Linked DNA regions of Homo sapiens: all the other regions are linked to region 2. Evidence: read pairs that join two places in POLR2A ChIA-PET (ENCODE). Cell type or tissue: HepG2. All regions are shown on one strand.

Region 1 (8,000 bases), 69 kb before region 2:
GGCTTATAGGCGTGAGCCACCATGCCCAACCTGTCACTGTTTTATGAAGCCCACATTATTATATTCTGTTTGGTAAAAGAAACATGCTTTGGAGGAATATCTTAAATTCATAATGTAAAATAAAACAAAACTTTGCTCTTAGGCTTAGTAGAGACCAGAAATAAGACCCAGTTTTTGTTACATGTCTTTCAAAAATTAACATTTGCTTTGTTACCTGATTTAGGAAGCCTGTGTTTATGGATGAGAGGAGGGGAGGAAGAGAGGGGTTCTTTCACTAGAAGAAGAGTTGCTGTAGTGGACATGGTATTATCACTAGGCTGCTGGCAAAAGGCACCAGAGCTGCCTCTTGACTTTCTAGGTATGTAGGTGAGTAAACTTTTTTTGTTCAAGAGAGTTTGAGTGGGGCTTTCTGTTTCTGACTACAGGAATACAGAAGGCTTTGTTGGTCAGGCACGGTGGCTCACGCCTGTAATCCCAACACTTTGGGAGGCCGAGGTAGGTGGATCACTGAGGTCAGGAGTTAGAGGCCAGCCTGGACAACCTGGTGAAACCTTGTCTCTACCAAAAATACAAAAATTAGCTGGGTGTTGTGGTGTGTACCTGTAATCCCAGCTACTCCAGAAGAATAAGAGAATCACTTGGGCCCAGGAGGCAGAGGCTGCGGTGAGCTGAGATCGGCCACTGTACTCCAGAGCCTGGGCGATAGAGCGAGACTCTAAAAAAAAAAAAAAAAAAAAAAAAAAAAAGGGAGGAAGGCTTTGTGCAGCATCTCCTGCCTGATCGTGAGACCGATCAGGTCCCTCTGAGATACGCTTCATGGGAGTAGGTATTCCTGAATAGCGTTATTACTGACAGTCACAGTCCGGGTTGTCATCCACGCACTGCCTGTCTTCCCTTTTAGACTGTGCGATCCATGAGGGCAGTGGCCCGTCCTTGCACCTAGCACAGTGCCTGGCATTGCTCAGTCATATTGGCTAAATGAGGGATTGAAGGGACCGTGGGGCCAGTGACTGTCACTTGGTATGAGTGTCACTGAGAAATGTCAATTCTTCCAGCACCTTAATTGTTCTCCTCCTGTTGGCATCTTCTCTTGGCACAAAGCAGCCAGTTAGGCTGGGCTTTAGACCTGTGGATGGTCGTTTGCCCCAAGATGTATTTTTAGTCATTTTCTGGGAATTGGGGCTTTCTGGAAGCCCCTCAGCCATTCATTGAAATCTTACCATATAGAGGCCAGGTGCAGTGGCTCACGCCTATAATCCCAGTCCTTTGGGAGGCCAAGGTGGGCAGATAGCTTGAGCCCAGGAGACCAGCCTGGGCAACACGGTGAGACCCTGTCTACACAAAAATTACAAAAATTAGCGGTGCGTGGTGGTGCATGCCTGTGGTCCCAGCTACTCAGGAGGCTGAGGTGGGAGAATCACCTGAGCCCAGGAGGTCAAGGCTGCAGTGAGCTGAGATTGTACCACTGTACTCCAGCCTGGGAGACAGAGAGATACCCTGTCTCAAAAAAAAAAAAAAAAAAAAAAAAGGAAAAGGAATCTTACCACTTAGAGTCAGTAGTAGGTGACAGAAACCCACCCTAAACTGCCTAAGAAAAAGAGCAGTTGATTCGCTCATGAAACTTAAACCTACAGGAGAAGAGCTAGCTTTTTGCTGGGCTGGATCAAAGCTCTCAGGGGGTATCACGCATATCATGCAGTCCCCATGACTTTCCATGTCTCCTCTCTCTTTCCCTCGGTCTTGGCTTCATTCTTAGGTAACTCTTCTCTTGTGGTGACAAGAGGGCCCCCAGGGGCCCCAGCCTAAATCCCATCAGTTTAACAATGCCAGTGGGAGGAGAAGACTTTTTTCCAGTAGCTCTGGAGAAGTCTTGGGATTCACTCTCTCATTTCCCGGGCCAGCTGTGTTACTTTTCCTGCCCAAGCCTGGGTCCCATTCCCCCTGGAGCTGGGGGTGGCTGGCTTTCCCTCACCTGAACTCCGTGGAGCAGGAACAAGGATGGAGGAGAGTTTGCTTAAAAGGAAAACCAGGATGTTCCTCCCATCAGATTGGGGGTGCATGCGGTGAGGTGCAGCCTGCAGATGTCCCTGACAGTGGGTTGCTTCCACAGAGGGCTTGTGACGCTTGGATTCTGTCCATTTTCCAGAGTGACACTACCGTGCTGTCACTCTTGTGCCAGCTGTCTTGCGCACCCTGTCTTGGTGGGTGAAATCTGGGCTCAGCCATTCTAAGCGGTAGCCCGAAGGTCTCTGTGCTGTGTTCTCCATTGTGCTTTTCCTTGGCTAGATATTTCGGTCTGATATAATCTGACATTATTAGCAAACCGCTGGTCCAGCTACTTTGGCATATTTGGACTTGATCTTAGAAGACTCAATATCTGTTTTAAATAAAAATATTTGGTAATGCCCCCTTCTGAAATGAAATTTATAGCGAATATAACCTACTTATACAAGTAATTTAAAAAATCAGTATAACACTCTAATATGAAAGAGAAATGAAAGGAATTTATAATACAAAATAGATTTCAGTACATATTGGTCTGGCGCAACTGTGCTAGAAAACATGCTGACGCTAAGTGCTTGCACCTCCTTCTCATGGATGAGTTTTGATTTTAAGAAGTTAAGAAGATCAGAAGTCATTCTTTAGAAGGAGTCCAGAAAAAGAGCAGAGAGTGGGTGAACCGTAAAGTAAACCTGGCATAGTCAGTATATATGAAAGGCATTCCTTTCTAGGCTCAGATTATGAGTAAGGTTTCCGCCTACATGAATGGCCACAGGACGATTGAAGTGTTGCAGGAAGTAGGCTGATCTTGGTTGTGTGGTACTGCCTTGGCCTTTCAGGACAGTTAGTATCCTCGGCTCTATGCTGTAAATGCTGGTAGTGCTAATGGAAAGGGGTCTTGATTCAGATCCCAAGAGAGGGTTGTTGGATCTTGTGCAAGAAAGAATTCAGGGCAAGTGCTTAAAGTGAAGGCAAGTTTATTAGAGAAAGTAAAGAAGCAAAAGAAGGGCTACTCCGCAGACAGAGCAGCGGCATGGACCAACTGACTTAGAGTACTTATGGTTATTTCTTGATTATATGCTAAACAAAAGGCAGATTATTCATGAGTTTTCCAGGCTCGGGGCAGGATTTCCTGGAAGTGACGGTTCCTCCCACTTTTAGACCATGTAGGATAACTTACGGACATTGCCGTGGCATTTGTAAACTGTCATGGTGCTGGTGGGAATGTCCTTAGCATGCTTATGCATTCTAATTAGCACATAATGAGCAGTGAGGACGACCAGAGGTCACTTTTATCACCATCTTGGTTTTGCTGGGTTTTGGCTGGCTTCCTTACAGCATCCTGTTTTATCGTCATGGTCTTTGTGACCTGTATCTAATGACACCAGTCCTCCTGACCTCCCATCTCATCCTGTGACTAGGAATGCTTCACTTCCTGGGAATGCAGCTCAGTGGGTCTCAGCCTCATTTTAACCAGCTCCTATTCCAGATGGAGCTGTTATGGTTCAAACACCTCCAACAATAGCACTCATCATCCTCGTGATGACCCAGACTGTCCCCACGGCCCCCAGTGAGAATCTCTGCTTTAGCTCTTTCCCAAGTGTTCTCTTTTTCAAGACCATTTACAAATGTATTGGAATTTTGTGTGCAAGGTCCCTTTCAGTTGCCCCGATCTTTTTGAGTCCTTGTCTAGAGACTGGATCCAGTCCACACTGAACCCACTGTTGAGCACCTGCTGCATATGTGACCCACTCTGGCTCTCCCACCTCTCGCCTCTCCTTGGGCATGAAGCTTGCTTCCCCAAGGTCGCTGGCTTTTTCCCTTGGCTGAGTCTCCTGAGCTGAGTGAGTTGTGCCCTTCGCCATTGTTAAGCACATGCTTGTCAGCAGCTGGCTGGTCTCATGATGTACCCCAGAGCAGCCAAGGAGCGTTGAGTGCATGGGGTGGGTGGGGCTGGTGTTGGGGGCTGGGGGTGAGTACAAGATACACATGTCAGTCAAGAGGGAATATGGCTTAGGAGGAGCTGTTTTCCTGCAGTTTGATGCTACTGATGAAATTCAGTCAAGATGAACGATTGATATTGTTTGTTTGTTTGTTTGTTTTTGAGACGGAGTTTTGTTCTTGTTGCCCAGGCTGGAGTGCAGTGGGGCGATCTCAGATCACTGCAACCTCTGCCTCCCGGGTTCAAGCGATTCTCCTGCTCAGCCTCCCAAGTAGCTGGGATTACAGGCGCCTGCCACCACGCCTGGCTAATTTTTTTGTATTTTTAGTAGAGACGGGGTTTCATGTTGACCAGGCTGATCTCAAACTCCTGACCTCAGGTGACCACTGCCTCGGCCTCCCAAAGTGCTGGGATTACAGACCTGAGCCACCGCTTCTGGCCGATATTGTTTATTTGTTGATTCACTCTTCAAACATTTACTGTTCCGTGTGAAGCTTAGTCAATCAGAGAGAAACACAATACAGCTGATTCTGTCCTGTGGGTGCTAGAAATTGAAGGGAAGGATATGCAAGCAAAGAAAATTTTTTTTTTTTTTGAGGCAGAGTTTCGCTCTTGTTGCCCAGGCTGGAGTCCAGTGGTGCGATCTCAGCTCATTGCAACCTCTGCCTCCTGGGTGCAAGCGATTCTCCTGCCTCAGCCTCCTGAGTACCTGGGATTACAGGCATGCGCCACCATGCCCGGCTAATTTTTATATTTTTAGTAGAGGTGGGTTTCTCCATGTTGGTCAGGCTGGTCTCGAACTCCCGACCTCAGGTGATCCGTCCACCTCGGCCTCCCAAAGTGCTGGGATTACAGGCATGAGCCACTGCGCCTGGCCGGCCACAAGCAAAGATTTTAACCTTCAGTCTGACAGCTCCAGGAGTTCCATTTTCGTGGGGCTACTCTGAGCAGGAAGTGTCGTATGGGGCAGGTGTGGACTTGAGTCCTGCTTCTCAGGGTTAGGGCAAGGGTGAGACAAGTGAGGCACCTACGCTGCTTAATTTAAGGCGGTGCTCGTCCTTAGTGTCATGCAAGGGCTTCCACCGCTCCTAGATGTGGGATCTGAGATGGCCATTTTACCTCTCAGGCTCCCTATCTAGAAAACCACGGTGGTAACAGACCCTCCCTTAGAGAGAGGATGAAGAGAGATTGCATGTCAAGGGTTAAGCACATTGAATACCCTGCGTAAGTACTGAGTAACAGACAGCCATGGTGATTACTGTTGGTTTCATGGAAGTAAATTATGCCTCCATTTCAAGCCTGCAAAAAGTCATTCTCTGCAGTTAATCTAGCCTGCTGTTGCTCAGATGTAACTAGCTTCCTAATAAAGAATTCTCTGGGTTGAAGAGCGAAATATGTTGCTTAAACTTTGCTGAACATCATAGTCACCTGGGGAGCTTTTAAAATGGTTATGTCCAGGCTGCCCTCCAGACCAATTAAATCAGAATCTCTGGAGCTGAGGCCCAGACTCTCAGGTAATTCCAGTGTGCAGTCAAGGTTGACAACTGGTGGCTTAGAGCAGAGTTTCTCAAACCTTAATGTACCCACGAAACACCCGGGGCTCAGGTTAGAGATTAAATTCTCATTGAGCAGGTCTGGAGTGGGGCCTGCTATCCTGGAGTTCTAATAAGCTCCCAGGTGACACTGATGCTGCTGGTTCCTAGACCACACATTTTAAGTAGCAAGGACTTAAGAGAGGATGCCAGCAATGATCTGAACGGATAAGCTCATTGAAAACCTTAGAAAGGCTGATTTTTAGCTCAGAACCAAGTTGGGAGCTAATTTTTTGTTGCTTGGCTGGTTTGAAAAATATAAAGAATAGTATGACCCACTGCAACAATTAGCACTACTAACATTTGTCATTTTTGTTTTAGATTTTATTTTTAAGTAAACCATAAACAACATGTAGGTTTGTGCTATGGTTAGAAGGTTGTCCCTCTAAAACTCATGTTGAAACTTAATTACCAAGCAACAGTATAAAAAGGTGGTACCACCTGAGAGGTGATTAGACCATGAGCGCTCCACCCCCCATGGAGGGGAGGTGCGATTCATGCTGTTATAAAAGGGCTAGCTGGGCTCCTTTTTCCGTTACTGCCTTCTGACCTATGATGACGCAGCAAAGGTCCTCGCCAGACGCCAGCCCCTTGATCGTGGACTTCCCAGCTTCCAGAACTGTGAGAAAAGAAATTTCTGTTCATTATAAATTACCCAGCCTCAGGTATTCGGTTATAGCAGCACAAAACAGACTGAGACGGCTTGCTTTGTGGGTATTTATTTTTTTGAGACGGAGTCTCGCTGTGTTACCCAGGCTGGACTGCAATGGCGCGATCTCTGCTCGCTGGAAGCTCCTCCTCCCGGATTCACACCATTCTCCTGCCTCAGCCTCCCCAGTAGCTGGGACTACAGGCGCCTGCCACCACACCCGGCAAAGTTTTTGTATTTTTAGTAGAGACGGGGTTTCACCGGGTTAGCCAGGATGGTCTCTATCTCCTGACCTCGTGATCCGCCCGCCTCGGCCTCCCAAAGTGCTGGGATTACAGGCGTGAGCCGCTGCGCCCGGCCTCTTTGTGGGTTTTTAAGGATCTGCCTCTGAGCTTTCAACGTGCGCCCACTGTTCTGCAACTTGGTTTGCTCACCCAATGTAAAGCTGAATGGTTTCAGATTAAGATATACACAAGTGGGATTCTACCATGGAATTCTGCCATACCTGAGATTTCTTGAGGGAACTCTTGTTTTCATACTTAAAAAAAAAAAAAAATTACCTTTAAATTGTGAAAGCAGCATAACAACTCAAAATGGGGAAAAGAGTCCCAAATCCCATGACTGTAGCGTGATAATTATTTCCATTCTTAGTCCACTTAAGTATATTTTTACATAGTTACACCACTGTTTGTTGTGTACATGCAATTTACATTCTGTTTATTTTATTCTGTTGCTATGTAGATTTCAAATTATGTTTAAATACAAGATTTTTTTTCCCTGTTCATAAATGTAATGTGTACGTTCGAATCCTTAAGGTTTTTCCCTTAAGTTAGGGTATTTTTCCCCCCTGCATATGAAAGTAATTTGCAAGTTAGAATTCTTAAGTCCGGGAATACCAGAAAAGTTTAAAGAGGAAAATCACCTGAACACAATTACCATCAATGAATTTATTATTTATGGGGCATTTTATTCCAGTTTATTTTTATGCATATATGTATTTTATATAATTCAGGTCATTCTGAATCTATAAATTGAGGGTCTACTTTGAAAAGTTTTTTATTACAATAATACAGTAAACAACAGACATTGTCTCATGTTATTCAGTTCCATGGATGTCACTTGATGGCTTTGTGGAGTTCTGTGTTTGGATATGTCCTTGTTTCTCACATCATTTTTCTTAACCATTTTTTTCCCTTGTAGGATTAGTATTTCTATGAACTTGTATTTTTATAAACCTATTCCGCCTTTTAAAAATCATTTCCTTCAGCTAGATTCCAAAAAGTGAAATTCCCATGTTAGAAGGTAAGCATGTTTGTAAAGGCTCTTGATCTTGTGTTACTAAAATCCTTTCCAAGAAAGCGGCCTCTCTTTTACCCCTACAGCGGTGAGTGAGAGAGCCTGACCAGCTGTGATTTGTAACGGCTGTGTAGCATTCCTTAGGGTACTTGGTGGTTTCCACCTCGATTTGCATTGCAGCTGCTTCCAGTGTGAGCTTATAGATAAAGGCTGCAGTGACTATCTCAGTATCTGTGTGTATTTCTCTGTCCGTTTCTTTCCTTAATGTGTATTTCCCCAAGTGGGATCTCAGGGCAAAGTATATGATTTTTTTTTTTTTTCTTTTTGAAGGCAGAGTGTTTCCCTCTTGCCCAGGCTAGAGTGCAGTGGCACAATCTCAGCTCACTGCAACCCCCACCTTCCAGGTTCAAGTGATTCTCCTGCCTCAGCCTCCCGAGTAGCTGGGATTATAGGCACGCACCATCATGCCCAGCTAATTTTTGTATTTTTAATAGAGATGGGGTTTTGCCATGTTGGCCAG
Region 2 (8,000 bases):
TCCCGACCCTTCCTGTTCCACCGCAGTGTCTCGCTCTCACTGCTCATCACAGAGCTGCTTTGCTGTTACGTTTGTCTCATGTGCCCCCATCACAAACACTTTACGACCCCACTCTTGGCTCATCCAGTCTCCTTTCCTAGAAACTCCGCTTCCCTTATGCTTGCTCAGGCCAGATGTTGCATTTGTGGTACGATCCAGCTCTTCTCCTGTCACCTGAAAGAAATCTAATTACTTGGATCTTTCAGTTTCCTAAACCCCTGTGGTGCTTGCTACGAGCAGTAAGCAGAGTCTGGCATTTGCTTTTTGCTATTATGGGTTATTCTGTGGTCACGTCTTGTGTGTGTGCTCTGTCTACTCTGCTAGACCTTGTGACCACATAAGGGGTAGGGTCTGGGACTTAGAAACATGCAGGTTTTTTCTTCTTTTATTAATCAAGTACACAACAGGTGCTTAATAAAAATTTGTTACTGGGGTCCATCCAAGTGACTTTCAGGAATGATTTCAGAGTCACAGAGATGTTGATGTAGATGGAAAGAGCATTCCCTGAGAAGGGAAACAAGTTTGGGGAAGCAACATTCCATACCACTTAAGAGCGGGGAGATGATTATCATTCTCCTTTCTGCCCGAAGTGACCACACCACTCTGCTCACATTCCATGGGTGAGGGCTAGTCATACAGGCCCACCTGGGTGCGGAGGGTCTCGGAAGTGTTCTCTCTGGCCGGGCAGCTGCTTTGCACAAGAACTCTACCCACTGCAAGTGGGGAGCATTGAGTTTTGGTGGCTGGTCGGCCAGCTCTGCTGTCCCTGCTGGGGCACTCAGAGGTGTGTGGTCTCCATCTTCTCACTCATTTGTGTGGCTCTTCAGAAACAGCTTACTTTGGGGTTTGTAAGCTCTCAGAAGGAATGCCTGATAGGTTGTGAGGATCTATGGTAGGAAGGGTGTCCAAGAATGTGCTAGCAACATGTCTCTCAGATATACTGAGTCACTTGGCTGGGTGTGGTGGCTCACGCCTATAACCCCAGCACTTTGGGAGGCTGAGTCAGGATGATTGCTTGAGCCCAGGAGTTCAAGATCAGCCTGGGCAAGAGCCTTCAGGGAGCCATGACTGTGCCACTGCACTGTAGTCTGGATGACGGAGCAAGAGGTCGTCTCTGCAAACAGTTAAAAAAAAATTGGCCAGGTGTGCTGGTGCGTGCCTGTAGTCCCAGCTCTTTGGGAGGCTGAGGTGGGAGGATCACTTGAGCCCAGAAGGTTGAGACTGCACTGAGCCATGATCATGCTACTGCACTCTAGCTTGGGCGGTAGAGTGAGACCATGTCTCTTTAAAAAAAAAAAAAAAAGACTGAGTCACTTGTTACTCGTTTATTTCTCCATTTATGGAGATCCTTGCACTACTAGGTTGCACCTTGGAAATGTACTTAGCTTTGTTAGGGGCTGGTAGAAGGTCTGTTCTGCACGGGTACATTGTGGTGTCATTTACATTGGAGGCACCAGTTGCGATAGAGGGACCATGTTGTAGCTGCCTCTTTCTGTAAGGTGCTTTTGGCTTCTCCTGAAAATCTCGGTTTACTAATGGGAAAAAGAGGGCTTTAGATAAATTTAGTTGTTTACTGACAAATGGGGCAAGCAGGTATTCCCTGTGAAACTCACGGGTTGCAGGGGGGTAAAGTATAATGTCCTAACTCTGTGACGGTTTGGAGCCTGGAGAGATGATGGGCAGATTGTGGTAGGATGATCTCAGCTCATTGTAACCTCTGCCTCCTGAGTTCAAGCGATTCTCTTACCTTAGCCTCCCAGATAGCTGGGATTACAGGCGTGTGCCACCATGCCTGGCTCATTTTTGTATTTTTAGTAGAGACGGGGTTTTGCCATGTTGGCCAGACTGGTTTCAAACTCCTGGCCTCAAGTAATCTGCCCACCTTGGCCTCCCAAAGTGCTGGGATTACAGGCATGAGCCACTGTGCCTGGCTTTGAATGTTCAAGAGTTTGAGTGACCACCTGCTGTCCTCTCACTCTCCAGCTCGAGACCCCTCATTTCTGTTTGGACCAGATCCTGGTGGGGCTCAACGGCTCCATGGCTGGGACCTGTAGGTGGCTGAAGGGATGCTCCTGGGCCACCAGCTGCGTGTTTGACTGCTCTATAGTCTCATCAGGACCACTTAGGAGACGTGAGACCAGCAGTGGCCCCAACTGTCTGCTGCTCAGCCCTCCTCGGTCAATAGCAGGAGTTAGACCTTGCCTACCTGCTGCTCTGCACTTAAGTCAGGCATTGCTTATTTGTGTGTTGTCCTTAACAAGGTGGCATGACTTTAGGACACTGGCCCTCTGTTGTTGTCGAGCCTGAAGACTCGCTTCATAAGAGCCTGCCCATCTGACTCTGCGTGGGGCTGAGAAGGGTAGCAGGTGCTGGCGGAAAGAGTGTGGGCTCTGGAGACGAATTCGTTTGGGTTGAAGTCCTGGTTCAGTTTCTGTCTGTGTGCACGTGGAACCTTCAACATCGGGTACCTATTGTCTAATCAGTATCCATTCCCCCTTTCCTGGTAATCTGTTTTTTCTTTGGGGAACCCTCTGTCCAGCCCTCAATCCATGTGGTTTATGTGGGCCTGTCATCCCACTACGTCGGCTACTTTCCAGGCACACTGGTTCAGGGTGTGTGTGTGTCTTGGTCAGGGCCAGCCACTGCTGTCACAGTGCTGCTGGGGTCTCAGAGCAGGAGGCACATGCCTTTACTTGCTGGATTTGGACTGGAGAGGCTGGGGCTGGGGCTCCTCGTTTTGCACTCAAGGGACTCAGACGTTCCCTCCACTTTTTTTTTTTTTTTTTAAAGACACAGGGTCTTGCTGTGTTGCCCAGGCTGGAGCGCAGCTGGACGATCATAGTTCACTGCAGCCTCAACCTTCTGGGCTCAAGCAATCCCTCCTGCCTCGGCCTCCTGAGGAGCTGGGAGCACTGGTGTCCACCATCACTCTCGGTGGGACTGAGAAGTCTTGCCTGAGAATGGAGTCGATGCAGAGGAAGGTAGAGCCAAGAGACAGAGAAAGTGAATCCAGCCAGGCCTGAAGCTCCCTCTCCCTCTGGACTCCTCCACTGCCGAGCTTCCACCACCTTTCTGGTCCCCCTGGGCTTGTCTTCTTTTTTCCAGCTGCATCCTTGCTTCAGGTTGTAGCCAAGGTGTCCTCACCTGCTGGCCATTTTCTCTCACATGTTCCCTCCCTCCCTCATTCCCTCCCTACCTCCTCTTTTCCCCTATCTCCTCCCCTCCTCTCTCCCTTCTCTCTTGTTTCACTCTGCTCCGGTCTATTTTGTATTTGTTTGATGGGCTGAATCTCAAGTGGCCTTTACCTTTTCAGATACTAAGTTTGTAAACAGGAGACCTCATCGTTGCTCTCCCCACTGCTTGAAATAACTGCCTTCTGGGCACTGTTTTCACCTGCAACCCTGTTTTGAGGAGTAATTGAGAGAATTAGATGTAAAGTTCCCAGCACAGCCTTTAGTGCAGAGTGAGGCTTCATAAGCTGTTTTTCCCACCACCTCCCTCACTTTTTACACAGACTCCAAAACCCCTGGGTGGTTTGGGAAGTTAGGTTATTTGATTTGTGCAGAGTACAAGGTCAGGGCACCGTTTCATTCATTCAGCCAACATTGATTGAATACTCCTTGAGTACCAGGCACAGTTCTGGGTATACTTCAGGCCCAAGGAGACTCCTCAGGTTTAGTGGGAGAGATGGACACTAAACATATAAGCAAGCAGGTAATTTCGAATACATATTCTGATACAGCCCAACCTTTTCCCACAAGGCCTTGTAACCATCTAGAGAAATCCCTGGCTGACAGATAACAGAAGCTCTGTTCATTGGGTACCTGTAACGTGCTGGGCCCCGGGGTAGCTTTCCCTGCAGCTTTTTTCCTTCTAACAGCTCTGTGAGGATGGGACTGTTGCCTCCATTTTACAGATGTGAGAAACCAAGGCTCTGAGAGGTGGATGTGCTGAAGCTCACTGTATTAGTCAGGGTTCTCCACAAAAGTGGACCAATAGGGGTGTGTGTGTGTGTGTCTGTGTGTGTAGACAGATTGAGATTGATCGATATTTTAAGGAATTGACCCATGTTATGGTGGCATCTGTCAACTCCAGAATCTGCAGGGTGGGCCTCTAGGCTGGAGTCCAGAGAGAAACTGATGTTGCAACTCAAGTCCAAAGGCCGTCTGGGGGCAGAATTCGTACTTCCTTATGAAACCTCCGTTTTTTGTTTGTTTGTTTGTTTTTTCTTCTTAAAGCCTTCAGCTGATTGGATGAGGCCCACTCTCATTATGGAAGATAATGTGCTTTACTGATTAAACTGTTAATCTCATTTAAAAAATACCTTTACAATGACATTTAGACTGGTGTTGGGTGAAATATCTGGGTACTGTGACCTAGCCACATTGACACATGAAGTTAATCATTACAGTCATCCACCTAGAAAGTAGTAGAGCCGAGATTCCTACCCAGATCTGTCTGTTAAACCCATGCTTTCCCCAGTGCTTCTGAAGTTTATTCTCTCAGACGTGTTCTAGGGATAGTGTATGTTGCCTCTCCTGGGCCTCGGTGGTGGTGTGTGACGAGCTAGCCCAGAGACGCCTGCCTATGTGGGGCAGCCTCTGTGTGACTGGCTAGCATTTACCATGTACTTTGTCCTGAGAAAAAATGCGCCATGTTCGCCTTTCCCCCCGGAGACTGAAAACTGATTGTGTGCCATGAGTCACATGGGGAGCCAGGTTAGAGTGGGAGGGACTCGGAAGTGGACATCAGGGTTGGCGGAAAGCAGAACCATTGACTTTCCGCTTCTCAGGAGCAGGGCTGTGTGTAGACTGGACCTGCTCTTTGTCCTTGAAGGCTACTTCGTCCATGGTAGACAGAAGCCATTGCCTGGAAGAGGAGCCTGGGGAAGTGTTAATAGAACTGGAGCGGGAAAGGCAGGCACAGAGCTTCTGGTTGGAGGAACCTGTCCAATCCCAGCCCTGTCATTTACTAGCTCTGAGCTCACGGAATAAGTTGCCATCTCTGAGCTTCAGTATTTCCATTTGAGGAGTAAAGATAATATATATTTTATATATGTTTGTAGGCCGTTTGTATATCTTCTTTTGAAAAATGTCTGTTCTTGTTTGCTTACTTTTTAATGAGATTATTCATTTTTTTCATGACTGATGTGTTTGAGTTCCTTGTAGATTCTGGGTATTAACCCCTTATCGGATGTGTACTTTGCAAATACTTTCTTGAGTGGAGAAAGAAAACGTGGTATGTATACATCATACAATACTACTCAGTCATAAAGGGCTGGGCGCTGTGGCTCATGCCGGTAATCCCAGCACTTTGGGAGGCCGAGGTGGTTGAATCACCTGCGGTCAGGAATTTGAGACGAGCCTGGCCAATATAGTGAAACCCCATCTCTACTAAAAATACAAAAATTAGCTGGGCATGGTGGCATGCACCTGTAATCCCAGCTACTCGGGAGGCTGAGGCAGGAGAATAGCTTGAATCCAGGAGGTGGAGGTTGCAGTGAGCCGAGATCGTGCCACTGCACTCCAGCCTGGGTGACAGAGTGAGACTCTGTCTCAAAAAAAGAAAAACACAAACAAACAAAAAAAACTACTCGGACATAAAGAATGGAATACTGTCTTTTGCAGCCACTTGGATGGAACTAGAGGCCATCATCCTAAGTGAAGTAACTCAGGAACAGAAAAATAGCACATCCTCTAACTTAGAAGTGGGAGCCAAGCTGTGGGCACACAGGGGCATATAGAGAAACATAAGGGACATTAGAAACTCTGAGCAGGAGGGGAGGCGAGGGATGAAAAACTACCTATTGGGTCTAGAGTACATGTTGTTTGAGTGACAGGTACACTGAAAGCCCAGACTTTGCCGCTACACAGTTCATTCAAGTCACCAAAAGCCATTTATACCCTTAAAACTGTTGAAATAAAGGAAAAAAATAAAATTAAAAACAACATTGACTTTATAGAATTGTTTGCAGTTTAAAAGTGATGACACACGCAAAGTAGCAGGCAGTGGTTGGTGTTGTGGGTTGGAAATGCATTTAGGAGAGTGTCCAGGCTGTGGAAGGTCACAGCACATTAGCAGACACCTGTAAGTTAGTTTCTCCAAGTGGATAAATAATTAAGATGAGAATTATAGAGCAAACCTTTTCAAAAGCTTTTCCATCCATTACCCTGACAAAACAGTATTTGTGTGATTAGCCAGTTTCCCGACCTTTAAGTAAACCCTGAACAGGTAAGCCCCAGTACCCAGCTATGTGGCCACCCCAAATTGCAAGGTGGGCTGGGAGACGTGGGGCTTATTTGGCAGATAAGGAAGGAGCGATGAATACTGGGTAGGCAGCCAGGAGTCCCTGCTGCTTCTGGTGGCCTTGTGGGAGGATGAGGCTGTTGGAGTCAGGGATGGAGGGTGCTAAAGTCCCATCAAGCCACCCCTTTTTGCCCCACTCCTTGGGAAAACGTCATCAAATGTTGGGTCATAGCTGCAAGAGGATCCAGTCCCAGGTTCTAAAAGTGGCCCTCGTCTCTCTGGCGACCTCCATTAAGGGGTAACGTTTTATTTGTTCGACCTGATTTCCTCCCTGGCAGGGGCTTTCTTCTCCCAAATCACTGCAAATGGAATTGCCTGGAAATATCAAGTATCGATTCACGATTGTTGTTCATTTCATTTTTATTGTTTGGTAGGAAACAAAGACCCAGAAACACAACAGGAACAATTGGAGTGCCTCAGCTCCCTCCTCGGAAGGAGGCCAGACGTATATTTATTGTTGTCGTCATTAACTTTTTGGGGCTGTCTCAGCATTGTGTTTATTGGTGTAGTTTGTCAGTCAGCTTTTGTTTTCAACTGCTTTCTGTCCTGGGAGCTGACAGGTGGCTTGTTTTGTAAAAAGCCACTTTGATTTTGAAAACTGCTCTATTTTAAGTTTCTAATTGCAGCTTTTGTAAGGAAACTGGTCATTTTGTTTTGCTCGAGTGGGTAATGATGCCGTGGACCTTGGTTGAGAGTGACTTGCCTGAATATTTTTTTTTTTCTCAGACTGAATGGAAGAATCGATACCCTGCACAGAGAGAGAGCCTCTCTCCTGGTCTGGGCTTAATTCACTGGTTTATGGCTTCACTTGCATTCTTTGCATTTCCGTAGAAATAGACTCCCTCCTTGTCTTCCCTGTGGGGTGCCTTCTATTTACTCTGCAGTCTCCCTGATGCCTGGCACACCACACTGACCTCCAGATACCCCTGCTCCAGGAAGCCATCCATGATTTCCCTGCCATCATTTTTGCTAGTTGGTCACTCCCAGGTCTATTGCTGCCTATTTTATACTTTAAAAATGTAATCTCTTTATTTCTGTGGTGACAGATTCAAGAAACATTAGCCAGGATATAAGGTCATGAGAGTAGGGACTGAGTTGATGTTGATACTGTTGTGCACCTAGCTTCCAAAACAGTGCCTGGTCCCTGGTGGGTTATCAGTAGACATTTGATGAATAAATGAGTGAGTGAATGCATGAATGAGTTTGCTGAGCACCCAGTAATAATAGCCAACATGCATTAAGCACCATTGCTAGACCCTGTGCTAACTGCTTCATGGCAACTGTCCTGTGAGGTGGGTACTATTATCCCCATTTACACGGGAGAACTGAAGCTTAGAAAGGTCAGAGACCGGCTGGGCACGGCGGCTTCCACCTGTAATCCCAGCACTTTGAGAGGCTGAGGTAGGAGGAGGGTTGCTTAAGGCCAGGAGTTTGAGACGCAATCTCTACAGAAAAAAAAAAAAAAAATCAGAAGGTGTATAATGGGGCCAGACTCTCTGGGCTAAAGTCCCCTCCATGCACTCTATGTAAGTATTAGATTGTTATCATCAAGCGCTTTGCCCCAGGTGCACAGCTGGGGAGTGGCAGGGCCTGGATCTCTGATGTCCTGATACAGAAGTGAGTAATACTCTATATCTACCCACCTGGGGCTCATA
Region 3 (8,000 bases), 100 kb before region 2:
ACCACAGCACTGTGGGTTTTTTTTTTTTTTTTTTAAAACGTTTTTGCTTCGAAAGAATTTAAGACCTGGTGCGGTGGCTGATGCTTGTAATCCCAGCACTGTAGGAGGTTGAGGCAGGAGGATCACCTGAGGTCAGGAGTTCAAGACCAGCCTGGCCAACATGCCGAAACCCCGTCTCTACTGAAAAATACAAAAATTAGCCAGGCATGGTGACTGAGGCAGGAGAATCTCTTGAACCTGGGAGACAGAGGTTGCAGTGAGCTGAGATGCGTTCCTTCATTCCGGCCTGGGCAACAGAGTGAGACTCTGCCTCAAAAAACAAAAACAAAAACAAAAAAAAGAGGAGTTGCTGGTTATGTGGATAGAAGAGAATCGAGGTGACGAGTGGGTGGTGGGCACCGTGGATGTGATGACTGCCTGCCCTGTCCAGGCATCTGCTTGTTCTGGAGTTTCATTCTCAGACATCCTCCCCAGGCCCAGAAGCAGGTGTTCTGCTACCCGTCCATAGGAATTCTTCATTAGGAATGAAGAAACTGTGTGCCACAGGGATTGATTAACAATCGTGTTTTAAGTGATAGAATTAGGTACTGTTGAAGCTATGAAATGAATTAGGCTGTGAGCTTTTTTTTTTAAGGCCAAAGATTGATTGACGGTAGTGGAATGAGACTTCGAAATTTATTAGGAGTTGCTAGAAAAATAAGGAGGGGAAAGGTCCATGTTGAACCATAGAGATTTTCCATTTGACATCAATTGCTCTTTGCTGTTCCAAGGAGGATAATTATGCTACCCGAGCTGAGATGCAGATGGGCCAGGCTCTTTTTGGACAATCTTTAGGGTAGGAGAAGCCCTCCCAGTGGTAGAGGAAGTTGACTTTTACTAGCCTTGTCTGGCATTCTTTGATGAGCTATGGTAGAGGTTAGGAAGGGCCAGGACTGAGGTGGGGGAGAATGCCACCTGGCTCTTGAGGCTGGGACCCCAGGCCTGATGCCCTCCTTATGGAAGTTCCATGCCAGGCCAGGGGGAGACTCCATGATGGTGAGTGGCTTCCATGAGAAAAAGACAACTGGGCTGGACTTGACCATGGGAGAACCAAGTCAGCAGGTGCACCAGAAGGTGTCACGGCACCTGGAGGCTGGTTCTGGCTCCAGACTTGAACCTTTTGAGTCTTGGAGGTGCTGTGTTTTCTCTTTTAGGAGAGGGGTCAGAGGCATCCAAGCTTGTTGGGTGACTACTATATCTGGGCAGTGTGCATGCGGGAACCTCCATAGCCTGTAGCTCTCTTAATACCTACAACAGCCCTGTGAGTTGAGTGATCATGTCCCTGTGCCCCGATGCCACAGCTGGCCATCAGGGAGGTTCAGTCCATTACGTAGAGTTATGCTGGTGGTGGCCAGTGCAAGGGTTTGAACCCAGCCTGAGCCCTGAAGCCTCTGCTCCATCCATACACACGAAGCTGTCCCTGTCTTGTTCGTTTTCTGTTGCTTATAACAGAGTACTTGAAGTTGGGTAATTAATAAAGAAAAGGAGGCTGGGCACAGTGGCTCACGCCTGTAATCCCAGCACTTTGGGAGGCCGAGGCAGGTGGATCACACGGCAGGAGTTCAAGAGCAGCCTGGCCAAGATGGTAAAATCCCGTCTCTACTAAAAATACAAAAATTAGCTGGGTGCTGTGACAGGCTCCTGTAACCCCAGCTACTTGGGAGGCTAAGGCAGGATAATCACTTGAACCTGGGGAGCAGAGGTTGCAGTGATCCCAGATCATGCCATTGCACTCCAGCCTGGGCAATAGAGTGAGGCGCTGTCTCAAAAAAAAAAAAAAAAAAAAAAAAAAAAGAAAAGGAATTTATTTCTTAGAGTTGTGCAGGCTGAGAAGTCTAGAGTTGAGAGTTTGTATCTGGTGAGGACCTTCTTGCTGGTGGGGACTCTCTGCAGGGTCCTGAACTGGCATAGAGCAGCAGATGGGGAGGGGACTGAGTGTGTGAGCTCAGGTCTCTCTTCCTCTTCTTAAAAAGCCACCACTCCAAAAATGGGCCCACTCCCGTGGTACCCCATGCATCCATTAACTCATTCATCCATGAGTGCATGAATGGTTCAATACACTCATGATTGCCAAGCTCTCATGACACAGTCACCTCTTAAAGGCCCCACGTCTCAGTACTGCTACTGGGGCTTAAATTTCACTGTGAGTTTTCGAGGGGACAAACATTGAAACCACAGCAGCCCCCTGTCAGTGGCCTCACTACAGCACTAGTCCTAATTGTCTACATCCGGGACCCTCATGCATGCACCACGAAGCTGCTGTCATCTGGAGCAAGGAGGGACATGGTGAGTAGGGGATGCCCAGCCGTGCAGACTCTGGAAAGCTCCTGCAAGAAGGCTCAAGGGTTAACCTGTTGAGCTTCCATTGCCCTCATCTTTTTTTTTTTGACACGGAATCCCGCTCTGTCACCCAGGCTGGAGTGCAGTGGCGCAATCTTGGCTCACTGCAACCTCCGCCTCACAGGTTCAAGCAGTTCTCCTGCCTCAGCCTCCCAAGTATCTGGGATTACAGGTGTGCACTACCACGCCCACCTAATTTTTGTATTTTTAGTAGAGACAGAGTTTCACCACGTTGGCCAGGCTGGTCTTGAACTCCTGCCCTCGTGATCCACCCGCCTTGGCCTCTCAGAGTGCTGGGATTATAAGTGTGAGCCACCGTGCCCGGCCCTCGTCTTTAAAATGAGTGTGATCTCACTGTCCTGCCGTCTGCACTGGGCAAAGTGAATACGGAGGCTCCGACCCTAAGCTGGACCTGTCACTGGATGCTGAGCTTGCGGGGAGGTGTTTCAGAACTGCAGCTCACGTGTCTAAAGCTGCAAATGGCTCTCAGATGACTCTCTTCCTGCATCCCTGCTTGGAGATACTTTCCCCTGAAGCTCCTGAGGCAGGAGAGAGGTGGAAGCATCCTTTATTTCCTGGGGTGAGGCAGCCCTTCCTCCCATGTGTCTAACGTCTCCTGCAGCCCAGCATGTCGTTCCCCACTTAGTCTGATTAAAGACTAATTTTCTAGCTCTGAAGGTGGAACTTAGAACAGACTTTTTCCTTTTCTCCAGGTGAGTGGGTTTTGCACAGATGACTCAGACCATAGACTGTGATGAACACAGAAGCAAGAGTCCAGCTTTTAGGGCCACCTTTTGGCCTGCTGAGCCCTGTGACGAGGAAGGGACGGCCTTTTGCTAGGGAAGAGCAGGTGTGGTGGCTGGGCTGCTTGACTCCCTTTGGTTTCTGAAGGCTTAGTGGTTGGGCTTGCGGTGAGACAAACGCCCAGGCTTTTAAAAACACCCTGCTCCAGGGTGGTCAATGTCACTTCACACAATGCCTTGGTATCTAAACCAACCTCTGGACTACAGCAGTTGTATCATCCAGTTTTCTGTTGACAGTCTGTGGACCTGAGCCCTTTTAAGACAGTGTGGTGGCCTGAGGAAACAAACCTGATTATTAACAAAAAATGGTGTTTTTCTTTTTTAATTTTTTTTTTTTGAGAAAGGGTCTTGCTCTGTTGCCCAGGCTGGAGTGCAGTGGTGCGATCATAGCCCACTGTAGCCTCAAACTCCTGGGCTCAAGCGACCCTCCTGGCTCAGAGTAGCTGAGATCACAGGTGCACGCTACCACGCCTGGCTAATTTCTTATTTTTTGTAAAGATAGGGTCTGTAGTGAGCTATGTTGCCTCAAACTCCTAGCCTCAAGTGATCCTCCCACCTTGGCTTCTCAAAGTACTGCGATTACACGTGTGGGCCAGAAAGCAGTGTTTTTCTGAGGGGGCCAAGGTCTTAATACAATGGCATGTTCACAAGGGCTACTGAGGCGATCTGCTGCATGCCCCTGCACCCCAGCAGGATGGTGGTTTATCTTGACAGGTGCATGCACACACCTGTACCCTTCCACCCCTGCACCAGTCAGCTCACTTCCCTGCCCAGCACCCTGCTGTGGCCTCGTTCTGCACTTTAGCACAAAATCCATGTTTTTGCTGTGGCCTGCAAAGCCTGCGTGATGTGACCCCTGCTGCCCTTTGCCTTCCATGACCTGTGCTTGTCACTTGCCAGCCACACTGGCCTTTGAGCCGTTCCTCAGACTTGCCAAGTTCCTTCTTACCTCAGAGACTTGAGGCAGGCTCCTCCTTCCCTCCCTGCGCAGGAGTCCACTTAGCAGACTTCCCTTTACGTCTCAGTGACACAGTGGGGAGGTTCCCGGCCCCTTCCCACTGCAAGGAAAGCAAGTGCCTGCTTCCAGCCTCCAAGATGGCAGGCAGCAAGGAGAATGGGTTGGGAATGGCTTTGGGCATAGCCACCCAGCAGAGCTTGTTTAGTTGAGTGTGATGGAGAGATCACCTAGACTGAATGGTGTGGGTAGCAGGTGGCAGGAGGCATGAGAGTCATTTCAGATGGTTTAGGAAAGCCTGAGTGAGAGCGAGAGATCTTCAGGAGGCTGCTGGGGTAAAGCAAAATCATGGGAGTACGGAGAGGTGAGATTTGAGAGTGTGTGTGGGTTGCTTCCCCAGATCCGTGTCGCCTGCTTCTCTGAAGATCTGAGATGGGGTGTGTGGTGGGGGGTCTAGGAAGCACTCACTGCATAGCAGTGAAATGCACAGTCTTCATTCCGGAGCAGGGCGTCCGCAGACACACCCACCCCGTGGTCATCGTTCCCAGGGCTCTGCTGGCAGAGGATGCACACAGAGGTTGTGCGCAGAGGTTGCAGTGGTTTGCAAAGGTCCAAAGCTATGTGACTGCTGAACTCTGGGAGCTCTTGGAGTTTACTGCTGGGTGAAGCTGGGTCAACTGCCCAACTGTACCTTCACCTCCCTTCGTAGAAGACAGGGTCGGGGTGGAGGAAGGGGAGCTGCCAGCTGCCAGTCTGTCCTGAGAGTGCCCAGTCACGAGCCACAGGTGCTTCCTTAAGTTTGGAGCTCTGTTCTGGAAGCAGCAGTGTGCTCCTGCCCCTACCTCCCCTCCCTCTTAAGTTTGAATCAGAACAAAGGCAGTTCTTGGTGAGGAGGCAACTCAGAAACAGGGGGCAGGGCAGACTTCGGGCACCTCCAGTGTCATCTCTGCGTGGCTGCTGAGGTGGAGATCTGGGGCTGATTTAGTCCCATCCACGTGTATTCATGAAGGTGCTGCCATCAGGCAATGTACTAGGCTGCATGCGTGAGGGAAACGCAGAAGGCATGGGTGGAATCCTGCTCACAAGGGACTCGCCATTTAGCTGGGGAGGCTGTGAAGTGAATGCCGAAGACGACAGCAGCCCCAAGCGGGAGAAGTGGCTTTGTCTCGTGAGGTCCAGGTCTCTTCTGGCAAGACAGCTTGTCTGAGCTGGGTTTTCAGTGTGAGTTTCGAGTGAAAGGGTGCTAAATCCTTGAATGTCAAAACCCACTGATTGTTCAGTTTCCAGTTATATTTTTGCTCCAACATCACTGGTCCTCAATAGCCTACTGTCCTTAGCTTAGAAGTGCAGGTACCTGCACTGGGTACAGCTGGATGTATAATTGCCATTCTCTTCCTGCCGGAGGAGGATGGAATGGAGAATATTTCCCCTGTATTCCACATGTTAAGAGATCACCTCTGCACTGGATTCATTGGAGCACCTGGAAGGAGGCCTGATGGAAACCACGCTGCCTGGGACAGCGTGGTGGACTCTGAGTCTCAGGAGATCCACATGATTCCCATTGTGTTTGTCCAGTTATGCTCTGAGTGTCTCTTGTTGCTCCGCATTTCTGGGCCTTGCTTGCCTTGACTCCAAGACTGGGCAGCATCCTCTGCTTCCCTTCCCTGCTCTCCAGGACTGAGGAAGTGGATTGAGCAGTCACTCCTTAGGCAGGCATTAGCACGGCATCTTTCATTTTGCAGATGCCTAATCTCTTTTCCCCATTGAATCACCTCCATAATTTGGGAGGTTGTCAGGAGGTGCCGTCATGCCCATTTCAGAGGTGGGGAAACTGAGCCTCAGAGCAGACAAGCCACACATCCATGGCTGCAAGGGAGGTAGAGTCGCCGAGCCGGGCTGGAACCTGGCCCCTCCTGACTACATGGCTCCTGTGTTCTGTCTAAGGATGTTCTGGTTATTTCTCAAAGTGTCAGGTGCAGAGTAGGATGGTGCAGAGTTGGTGAGATTCACTCCGGGTGTGAGATCTGCCTGCACCCTCTCAGTGGCTGGCTGCATCTAATTAATTGCAGATTATGTGTGAGAGTCTGTTTGAGAATTGCCCGTGCATATGATACCACAGCCTGAAGGGGAAGGAAGCTGTGCAGCTCCGCATCCTCATTATTTATGAGTATTTCGCATGCAATTAATCTTCCTTGCCACCAGTTAACCCCACCACTCCACTGTGCATGAGGCCAGTGACAACAGATGTTGGCCTCGCAGCCCCAGGGGCCATGGCAGACTCAGGGCTTTAGACGGGTCGGGGTCATATCTCTGCTGGTTGCATTTGGCCGGCGAGCGGCCAGCGGACAGGAACAGATGACGAGGACAGCTAATGTGCCACATTCACTTGCAGGAGCCAGAAACTGGTAGGGCTCATCTGCTATTCCTGATGAATCACAGCATCTGAGAGCTAGAAGGATTCTAGAAGATGAGCTTGTGTAACCTCCGCATTTTGTAGATGTAACATCTGAGACCCAAAGTGGGTTTGAAATGCCATGCCAGTTAGAGGCTGGGCCCACAGTCCTTGTCTGTTACTTGCCGTGACATCACATGTCTTTGCTTATAATGTCATTTTTCTCATCCTGTATATCTCCCACCTTGCTGGCCACGTTGCCTCCCGTGCCAACTCAGTGTAGGTTCCACATAGCATATGAGCTGTGACTCATTTGGTTACAAGGGACAGAAACCAGCTCAAGCCAGCTTAAGTAAAATAAGGGAATAATATCGTTCCCCTAACTCCAGCATCCAGAGGTACAGCTGCAAGTAGGCGTCCCTGGATCCCAGGGTTGGATGGTTTTCAGGTCTACCCCTGAAGGGCTCTGTTAGGAGGAGAGAGGTGCAGAGAAGCACACGTCCATGACCTGTGGCCATGCTGGCTTTGCCCCAATCCTGTTGAGGCTCTGTCTCTAAAATGACATGATGGTCTTGAGAATGTTGATTTGTGCAGAACCAACATGAAGCCCTGGCCTCCTCATTCTGAGATCCCATTCGGGAGACAGTGAGTATCACTGTGGTTATGGGTTCCAGTGTCAGATGGCCCGTGTTTCAGTCCCGGTTCTGTATCGTCATTCCTTTTTTTTTTTTTAATTTTGTTTTTGTTCTTCTTGAGACGGAGTTTTGCTCTGCTGCCTAGGCTGGAGTGCAGTGGCATGATCTCAGCTCACTGCAACCTCCGCCTCCTGGGTTCAAGCGATTCTCCTGCCTCAGCCTCCCGAGTAGCTGGGATTACAGGTGCCCCCCACCATGCCTGGCTAATTTTTTTGTATTTTTAGTAGAGACGGGGTTTCAGCATGTTGGCCAGGCTGGTCTCAAATGCATCATAATTCCTTTGTAATTTAGGGCAAATCACTTCATATGTCTCAGTTTCCTAATCTATAAAATGGGTTTGATTCTAAACACCTGCTTCGTGGCGTGATTTGGAGGGTCGAATGAGATAATTGACACATAGTTTCACCCTGTGCCTGGCACTCGGCTGGTGCCCTGCTAGCAGTTGCTATTAGGAACACTTAACTTCTCTCGGTCTTTCCATCTGTGAAATGGGGGATGACACCACCAGTTCCATCAAATAAGGGACTCGCTGGTTCCTTTAGTACAGTCAAGCCCAGACCTAGCCTTCAAGGTTGGCAGTGGATGAAAAATTGCCCCTGGCAGAAGCTGAAGTCCGTCCCTCCCCCTCCGTTGCTTTTTCCTTCAGCCCCCCTCGCTGCTTTCACTGCTGCTGGTGTTGTCTTCTTCTTGGCTGGGAATCCCATCCTATCTGTGGTAGGGACTGGATTCTCCTCCACAAGTACCGAAGGAAGAAAGTGGGTTTCTCAGTCTCCCTA
Region 4 (8,000 bases), 52 kb after region 2:
CCTCTGCCTCTGCCCCATGAATGCAGCCGCTCAGGTCTTTGCTCCTGCTGATGCGCGGCCACGTTCCTCCAGTCTTCTCTTCTGTTCCTGCAGGAGACAGCTGCCACATTGAGGCTTCACAGGCACTTCTCTGTGACCCCTTTTTTCTCTCCATTGTGACCTGACCCTATGGCATTCTTCAGAATTCATAAGGGAAGTGAGCTTTCAACGTGATTTCTTTTTTAAACCTATCTTTTTTATCCCCTTGAAACATGAGACTTTGCCTTGACCTTGGGTTTCAGGGATGATGAGTCCTCTTCTGCTGGTGCTACAGGCGTCCTTGTTCCAGCCTTGACATTGTTTTCCTTGTAGGTTCCTGGAGCAGGGATACATTCTGGATTTCCAACATGAATTGTGTGAGATTTTTGTTGTTCTTTTAACCTCCCTGTTACCGTCTTCCTTCTCATCCTTCATCTGTTGTGCGCCTGGTGCTCCTTGAGGACTTTGTATTCTTGGCTTTGGGCTTCCTTCCCATGCGGCTTGAGGCGCTGGCCCATGTTATCTGTTGTTGTCTAGAAGTCTCTCCACAAAGCCCAGCCCCTTGCAGATGATTTGTCTTTGCCTTCTGAGCTTCTCTTTTCTCTCATGTGGGGTGGGGGCATCCATGTCCTCCTGGTCTCTTGGAGTGCGTTCCACCTTCTCCGTCTGCTTGCTCTCCAGGGCTTTCTTAGCCAGGTCCCCGGCTGGAGTGGATGTTTGCTATGAGCTTGGGTCTGTGCACGCGTCCCCGGCTGGAGTGAGTGAGTGTTGAGCTCAGGTCAGTTCACACGCCCCCAGCTGGAGTGAGTGTTCGCTGAGCTCCAGTCTGTGCATGCGCCCCCGGCTGGAGGGAGTGTTTGCTGAGCTCAGATCTGTGTGCGTGTGCCCGGCTGGAGTGAATGTTTGCTCTGAGCTTGGGTCTGTGCATGCGTCCCCAGCTGGAGTGAGTGTTTGTTGAGCTCAGGTCAGTGCACGCGCCCCCGGCTGGAGTGAGTATTTGCTGAGCTCGGGTCTGTGTGCGCGCCCCCGGCTGGAGTGAGTGTTTGTTGAGCTCGGGTCTGTGCACGTGTCCCCGGCTGGAGTGAGTGTGTGCTGAGCTGGGGTCTGCGCATGAGTCCCTGGCTGGAGTGAGTGTTTGCTGAGGTGGGATCTGTGCATGAGTCCCCGGCTGGAGTGAGTGGTTCCTGAGCTCCAGTCTGTGCACGTGTCCCCGGCTGGAGTGAGTGTTTGCTGAGCTCCGGTCTGTGCGTGCGTCCCTGGCTGGAGTGAGTGTTTGCTGAGCTCGGGTCTGTGTGCGCACCCCCGGGTGAAGTGAGTGTTTGCTGAGCTCGGGTCTGTGCGCGCGTCCCCGGCTGGAGTAAGTGTTTGCTCTGAGCTCCGGTCTGTGCGTGCGTCCCTGGCTGGAGTGAGTGTTTGCTGAGCTCGGGTCTGTGCACGTGTCCCCGGCTGGAGTAAGTGTTTGCTCTGAGCTCCGGTCTGTGCACGTGTCCCCCGCTGGAGTGAGTGTTGGCTGAGCTCGGGTCTGTGTGCGCGCCCCCGGCTGGAGTGAGTGTTTGCTGAGCTCGGGTCTGTGCACGTGTCCCCGGCTGGAGTAAGTGTTTGCTCTGAGCTTCGGTCTGTGTGTGCATCCCTGGCTGGAGTGAGTGTTTGCTGAGCTCGGGTCTGTGCATGCGTCCCCGGCTGGAGTGAGTGGTTCCTGAGCTCGGGTCTGCACGTGTCCCCGGCTGGAGTGAGTGTTTGCTGAGCTCGGGTCTGTGCGTGCGTCCCCGGCTGGAGTGAGTGTTTGCTGAGCTCGGGTCTGTGCGTGCGTCCCCGGCTGGAGTGAGTGTTTGCTGAGCTCGGGTCTGTGCACGTGTCCCCGGCTGGAGTAAGTGTTTGCTCTGAGCTCCGGTCTGTGCGTGCATCCCTGGCTGGAGTGAGTGTTTGCTGAGCTCGGGTCTGTGCATGCGTCCCCGGCTGGAGTGAGTGGTTCCTGAGCCCAGGTCTGCACGTGTCCCCGGCTGGAGTGAGTGTTTGCTGAGCTCGGGTCTGTGTGCACGTCCCCGGCTGGAGTGAGTGTTTGCTGAGCTCGGGTCTGTGTGCACGTCCCCGGCTGGAGTGAGTGTTTGCTGAGCTCGGGTCTGTGCGCGCGTCCCCGGCTGAAGTAAGTGTTTGCTCTGAGCTCTGGTCTGTGCGCGCGTCCCCAGCTGAAGTGAGTGGTTGTTGAGCTCGGGTCTGTGCACGTGTCCCAGCTCTGCTTTGCTGTTTGTCGTTCATCCTCTGGATCTTGTTTAAAAAGTGAATGTTAGAACTGAAATTGACTCAAAGTCTTCCCCTTGGTTTGATAAATGAGGAGACCCAGGCTCTAGGAAGTGAGGTGACTGTTCAGGGTCACAGAACACTCCCTGGGAATTTGTCAGCTATCAAAATTTAAACTGCATCCCCTTTGACTCAGCAGCTTCATTTCTAGACATTCATCCCAAAGAGATACTTAAGCACATGCACAAAGAGACAGGCACGAGGCTGTAGATGGTGGTGTTATTTGAATTGGGATCAATAAAAGGCTGGTGGAATAGATCGTTGGTTCGATCCTAAAATGCAGCGATGACAAAGAACGGGGCTGGTCTGTGTACACCGGCGGGATGAGAGCGCAGGCCTGTCGCGGAGTAAGAGGTAGCAACACGGCAAGCTGTGCCATTTGTCTGATAGAAAACAAAACCAGTAAGAGTACATAAACCTGTGACAGTGGTAAGGAGACCAGGGCAGTGATGAAGGGTGACCTGCACTTTCTGTGCTCTGGACTTAGGCATTTGAATTGTTTTAATGCAGATGGCATTCACAAACCATGCAGTTCACGTGTTCTAAGTGTATAATTCATTGGTTTTCCGTGTATTCACAGAGTTGTGCAACCATCACCACTGTCCAACTCCAGAACATTTTGATGAGATCCTGTTCCTATTTGCAGTCACTCACCTCTCCCTGCAGCCCTTGGCAACTATGAAACTACCTTTTGTTTCTGTGTATTATCTTTTGAATGCAGTAGACTCAGCTCCTTCATGTGCAGAATGGGAAGCCAGATGAACTGGATCAGAGCATGTAAAGTGCTTGCCGTGGTGCTGGGCACTTAGCCAGCCTCCAGTGAAATATTAACTGACATTGTTATTATTGTCATGTCCTCTCTTCTTGGACTGTTGTCCACCTTTTTTTTTTTTTTTTTGAGACAGGATCTCACTCTGTCACCCAAGCTGGAGTGCAGTGGCATGATCTCGGCTCACTGCAACCTCTGCCTCCTGGGTTCAAGTGATTCTTCTGCCTCAGCCTCCTGAGTAGCTGGTATTATAGCCACCAACATAGCCAGCTAATTTTTATATTTTTAGTAGAGACGGGGTTCTGCCATGTTGGCCAGGCTAGTCTCAAACTCCTGACCTCAGGTGGCCCGCCCGCCTTGGCCTACAAAAGTGCTGGAATTACAGGTGTGAGCCACCGTGCCTGGCCCCAACATCTTGAATAGTTGTATGGACCCGATGAGAGAGAATGAGCTCTCTAGAAATCTAACAGATTATCATACAACTTGTTGGCCTGGTTGGGATTTATACTCTATCCCTATTCCTTGACATGCAGGGGTCTGGCATGTGTACAACAGGGCCATACACATTTAAAAATGGACATATATTTTCCCTGCAGTGAACATATGTTACTTATATAATTTGAGAAAATAAACTTTTTAAAGAAACAAAGAGAAAACATTATAAAGCCATGTTAAATGTACCTTGTTAGTTGGATGGCATCCCTAGTGAGAGTGACAAATTTTGTCTTTGTTGACTGATACATATATATATATTTTTTGCTAAGTTTTTACAGTCAGGCTCAAGTGAGGTATTGGTCAGTAATTCAGTCAGGAAGGAATGAGAGTCCAATTTGTGGATGTTTCATGGGTTCTGAGAAGCTAGATGGAGTCTTTGCCCTTTTGAAGCTTCTAATCTAGGTAGACGGTCAAGGTCATGATCTGATGTTCTATTAATGACTTCAATGACCTCCACCACCATTGCCATCCATGGAGCATGCTTTCCGGACCAGGCACCCTTCTGATTGATTCAGCTCTTCCTTGATGCCTCCTCTGATGTTAACCTACGAGAAAGGTGTGATTATTCTCTTTGTTCTGGGCAGGAGACTGTGTGCCGGCCAGCTGAGCCCCTTGCAGAAAGTGGCTGAGCCATGATTTGAGCCCAGGTCTGTCTGGCCCCAGCCCCTGTGCCTTTTGCAGTGTTGTGTCCTCACTCTGTTGACGTGCATCGTTTTTTAGCTGCCCCATATCTAACTGCCTGTGGTATGGCATAGAGTCCTAGCATTGAGGCAGTTCTGTGAAATCCTCTGCATGGGCTTTTGAAATTCCAAGGTTCTCTTCTTAAGGGCAGGCTGCACAGTAATTTCCCGAGGAAGGCTTTGTTCCATAAACCCAGGCCTTACAAACAACAGTTTCCGCCTCTGATATGTATAACTCTGCTGCTTTAAGAATGAATTGCAGAAGTCACATGTGCTTATTGCACCAAATAGAAATGCTCCACAGGGCCGGGTGCTGTGGCTCACGTTTGTAATCCCAGCACTTTGGGAGGCTAAAGCCAGAGGATTGCCTGCAGTCAGGAGCTTGAGACGAGCCTGGCTAACAAGGTGAAACCCTGTCTCTACTGAAAATACAAAAATTAGCCGGACGTGATAGCAAGTGCCTGTAGTTCCACCTACTTGGGAGGCTGAGGGAGGAGGATCTCTTGAACCCGGGAGGCATAGGTTGCAGTGAGCCGAGATCATGCCACTGCACTCCAACGAGACTCTGTTTCAAAAAAAAAAAAAAGCTTCACAGGTTTAGGATGAAAACACTTATTATCTATTGATCTATTGCCCTCCATATCCCAGGGCACAACAGTTAACAGCCTGAGTGTGTCCTTTGTGCTCAGACCTCCGTGTACATACCTGGATGATACCTTTCCACTCTCACCAAAATAGAACCATACTACATGCATTTCTGTTACTAGTTTAATTTTTGAACCCAGATACATCTGCTGTTTGGAATGAGCTGTTTTCTGTTTTTGTTTTTGTTTCTGTTTGGAATGAGCTGGTTTAAAAACAGCATTTGGGGTGATCCATGATACCCTGTCCCTTTGCTGACAAGCTGACACTTCCTTTTTTGGGTCTGTAGAGTGCAGTTAGGGCCCAGAGTTCTTTCGAGCAAATACTTTTGCACCACTTGTTTCAGGGCAGGAAATCACTCTGTCTGGCACAGCTGTCCGCATGTTTTATTCCAGCAAAGAAGTTTTCACTGTCAAACTGCTTTTCACTTGGGGGGGAGAAACATGAGTCTAAAGTTTCCATCGAAGCCTCTGCTGGGCTCCATCACATGAGCAGGTGGGACTGTGGCTGGGGAAGGGTGTGATAACAGCTTTGATTTTATGCAACAGCCATTCCCAGCTGTCCCCGTGGATGCGTTATATATTTAGCTGATCTCTTGGAAGCGAGACGCAGCTTCGAAACAGGTGAGCAGATTTCTTAGGAAAGACACATGAGACATGAAACTTAATGGACAGGTGTTCTGATTTTAAAAAGAGGGCAGGCTCTCACTCTTGTATTTGGCTTTTAAAAAATTCTCACGTCGGCCAGGCACAGTGGCTCATGCCTATAATCCTAGCACACTGGGAGGCTGAGGTGGGTGGATCAATTGTGCCTAGGAGTTTGAGACCAGCCTAGGAAACATGGCAAAACCTCAACTCTACCAAAAAAAAAAAAAAAAAAAAAAAAAAAAAGTTGCAAAATTAATTATCTGGGTTTGATGGCACACGCCTGTAGTCCCAGCTACTTGGGAGGCCGAGGTGGAGGATCACCTGAGCCTGGGGAGGTCGAGACTGCAGTAAGCCATGATTGTATCATTGCACTCCAGTCAGGGTGACAGTGAGACACCCTGTCTCAAAAAAAGAAAACTCTCATATCTTTGACACTTGGCATGAGAATAGAAAGTAATTTCTATTTTTCTCATGTTTAATTCTCACAAGAGTTACCATTATCCCCATTTTACAAATGAGGAAACTGAGGTTCAGAGAAAGGAAGTAATGAGTCCAAGAGCTGCTAGTTAGTGACACCTATAGGGAAAAACAAATTGTGTTTTTCTTTTTTCTTTTTTTAAGATAGAGACAGGGTCTCACCATGTTGCCCAGGTTGGTCTTGAACTACTGGGCTCAAGCGATCCTCCCGCCTCAGCCTCCCAAAGTGCTGGGGTTGCAGGTGTGAGCTGCCGTGTCCAGCTTCAGGTTGTTTTTCCGTTTATACTCACACCGCTCTCAACACACCATTTTTGCCGCCACACGTATGGGGGTTTCTTCCACACTAGGCAATTCTCCAACACCAGCCGGGCTCCCTACAGTTGAATTCTGACAGGACGTCATAGGGTAAGGGCTTAGTGCCCCAGGACTGCCCCTATTGCGGATTTCAGTTGCAAGTCCATGTTGTCACCTGTGCTTCCAACCAACCAGCCCCTCTGGAGACCGTGGTCTACCAGTCATCTCAGTAGCTTACAGAACAACACCTGTCACTTAGGAGATTCCAAGGGACTTCAGAGCTGTATGCCAGGAAATGTTGCAAAATGAAATAATATATATTTGCTATTATGAATTATAGTGTCACTGTGATAGAGCCAAAATTTGAACCCAGAGATGGCGTGTGTCTCTGCCCACACTACTGATCATCTGCAATTCCCCATCTATTATTGAAAAAAAAAAAAAAAAGAATATCCCACTCAGACAACGTGGTTCTTGGTCTTGTTCTTGAGGGATGCAGTCAAGTATGTAAATTTTTTTTTTCTTTGAGATGGAGTCTTGCTCTGCCACCCAGGCTGAAGTGCAGTGGCACAATCTCAGCTCACTCCAACCTCTGCCCCCTGGGTTCAAGTGATTCTCCTGCCTCAGCCTCCTGAGTAGCTGGGATTACAGACACCCGCCACCACGCCTGGCTAATTTTGTATTTTTAGTGGAGATGGGGTTTTACCGTGTTGGCCAGGCTGGTCTCGAACTCTTGATCTCAAGTGATCCGCCTGCCTCAGCCTCCCAAAGTGCTGGGATCACAGTGAGCCACTCTGCGCAGCCCAGTCTGTACTTTTTGGGTAGTGTTTCCTTGGCTTGGGTATCACTGGAACCCCTTGCTTTTTAGTGGAGAATCCATTACCTGGGAAGTAGGTTCGTATAATGTGTTTTTAAAGCATTTGGAAAGGTTAAAATTTATAGTTTTCTTAAATTATGAGTAGACAACCAAAAATGTTAGCATGGGTGCGAGTGTGTGTGTGTGTGTATGTGTGGCATGCAGGGGAGTAGGCTCCCTTTGGTGTTTAACACACGGCCTTGGATGTTCCCAAGCGGGGGATTTTGAAATTAAGCAGGCTGGGGTTTTCATCACTGGGTTCATCATTGACAGCATTTTCTAAAATCCAGCCCTCCGTTTTCTCAGCTCTGAAATAGAGATTTCATGCCGTGGTGTTTGAATTCTCAAGTGGGATGGTTAAATTGTCCAGGCTGTGATGTGCTCCTGGGGTCCTTTAGGCAGTAGCCCCTTAGCACCTTTATTGCTGCCTGTGGATTTGTGTTTGTGCTGGAGCCCAAGACCATGGCAGGGCACTGGAACCTCCCTCATCCTGCAGGAGCAGCCATGTGTGCTCAGCTGTTGACCAGGGCTGTCCGGAAAGAGCAGCGCCTCTGGAAGGTGCTGTAGCTGGAGGCTGTTGGGTAACCGCATTCCTCGCAATGGAACGGCAAGTTATCTTTTGGAGGGAGATCTGAGCTGTTTACTCCCTGGCTTCTACCTCCCAGCCTCTGCACTGCATATACCCTGTGGAGTGATCCCTAAAAACGTCCAATCATCGCACTTCTTCTGAATCCTCCAGGGGCTGCTTGTTTTGCTCAGAATAAAATACCATAGCCTGCAAACCCTTACTGTCCCCTCTCTGGTCTCATTTCCTACCAATGTCT

Evidence for each region. ChIA-PET counts read pairs that join two places held together with the same protein. Peaks named below come from ENCODE experiments on the same cell type or tissue, not always from the same donor. Only the 100,000 strongest peaks of a DNase experiment are listed, where the experiment ranks them.
Region 1: POLR2A ChIA-PET joins it to region 2 with 10 read pairs; 7 of 35 experiments call an interaction of 5 or more read pairs at or near these places.
Region 3: POLR2A ChIA-PET joins it to region 2 with 11 read pairs; 3 of 35 experiments call an interaction of 5 or more read pairs at or near these places.
Region 4: POLR2A ChIA-PET joins it to region 2 with 46 read pairs; 5 of 35 experiments call an interaction of 5 or more read pairs at or near these places.

Annotation. Positions count from the first base shown.
Region 1 is chr16:12,138,477-12,146,476 of GRCh38, forward strand. The region is part of intron 13 of SNX29 (sorting nexin 29); the gene reads left to right. Among named protein-coding and RNA genes, the nearest start is that of SNX29, 170 kb to the left of the region's middle. RefSeq lists enhancers at 4,256-4,550, 4,293-4,793. In HepG2, no CTCF peak of the experiment used is centred here; a DNase peak (open chromatin) is centred at 4,425.
Region 2 is chr16:12,207,518-12,215,517 of GRCh38, forward strand. All of the region lies in intron 14 of SNX29 (sorting nexin 29), which reads left to right. Among named protein-coding and RNA genes, the nearest start is that of SNX29-AS2, 160 kb to the right of the region's middle. In HepG2, no CTCF peak of the experiment used is centred here; DNase peaks (open chromatin) are centred at 3,624, 4,154 and 4,724; H3K4me3 peaks cover 2,074 bases.
Region 3 is chr16:12,107,323-12,115,322 of GRCh38, forward strand. The region is part of intron 11 of SNX29 (sorting nexin 29); the gene reads left to right. Among named protein-coding and RNA genes, the nearest start is that of SNX29, 130 kb to the left of the region's middle. In HepG2, no CTCF peak of the experiment used is centred here; no DNase peak of the experiment used is centred here.
Region 4 is chr16:12,259,936-12,267,935 of GRCh38, forward strand. The region is part of intron 14 of SNX29 (sorting nexin 29); the gene reads left to right. Among named protein-coding and RNA genes, the nearest start is that of SNX29-AS2, 110 kb to the right of the region's middle. RefSeq lists an enhancer at 1,418-1,924. In HepG2, a CTCF peak has its summit at 834 (motif pointing left); DNase peaks (open chromatin) are centred at 876, 2,196, 3,016, 7,726 and 1 weaker place; H3K4me3 peaks cover 914 bases.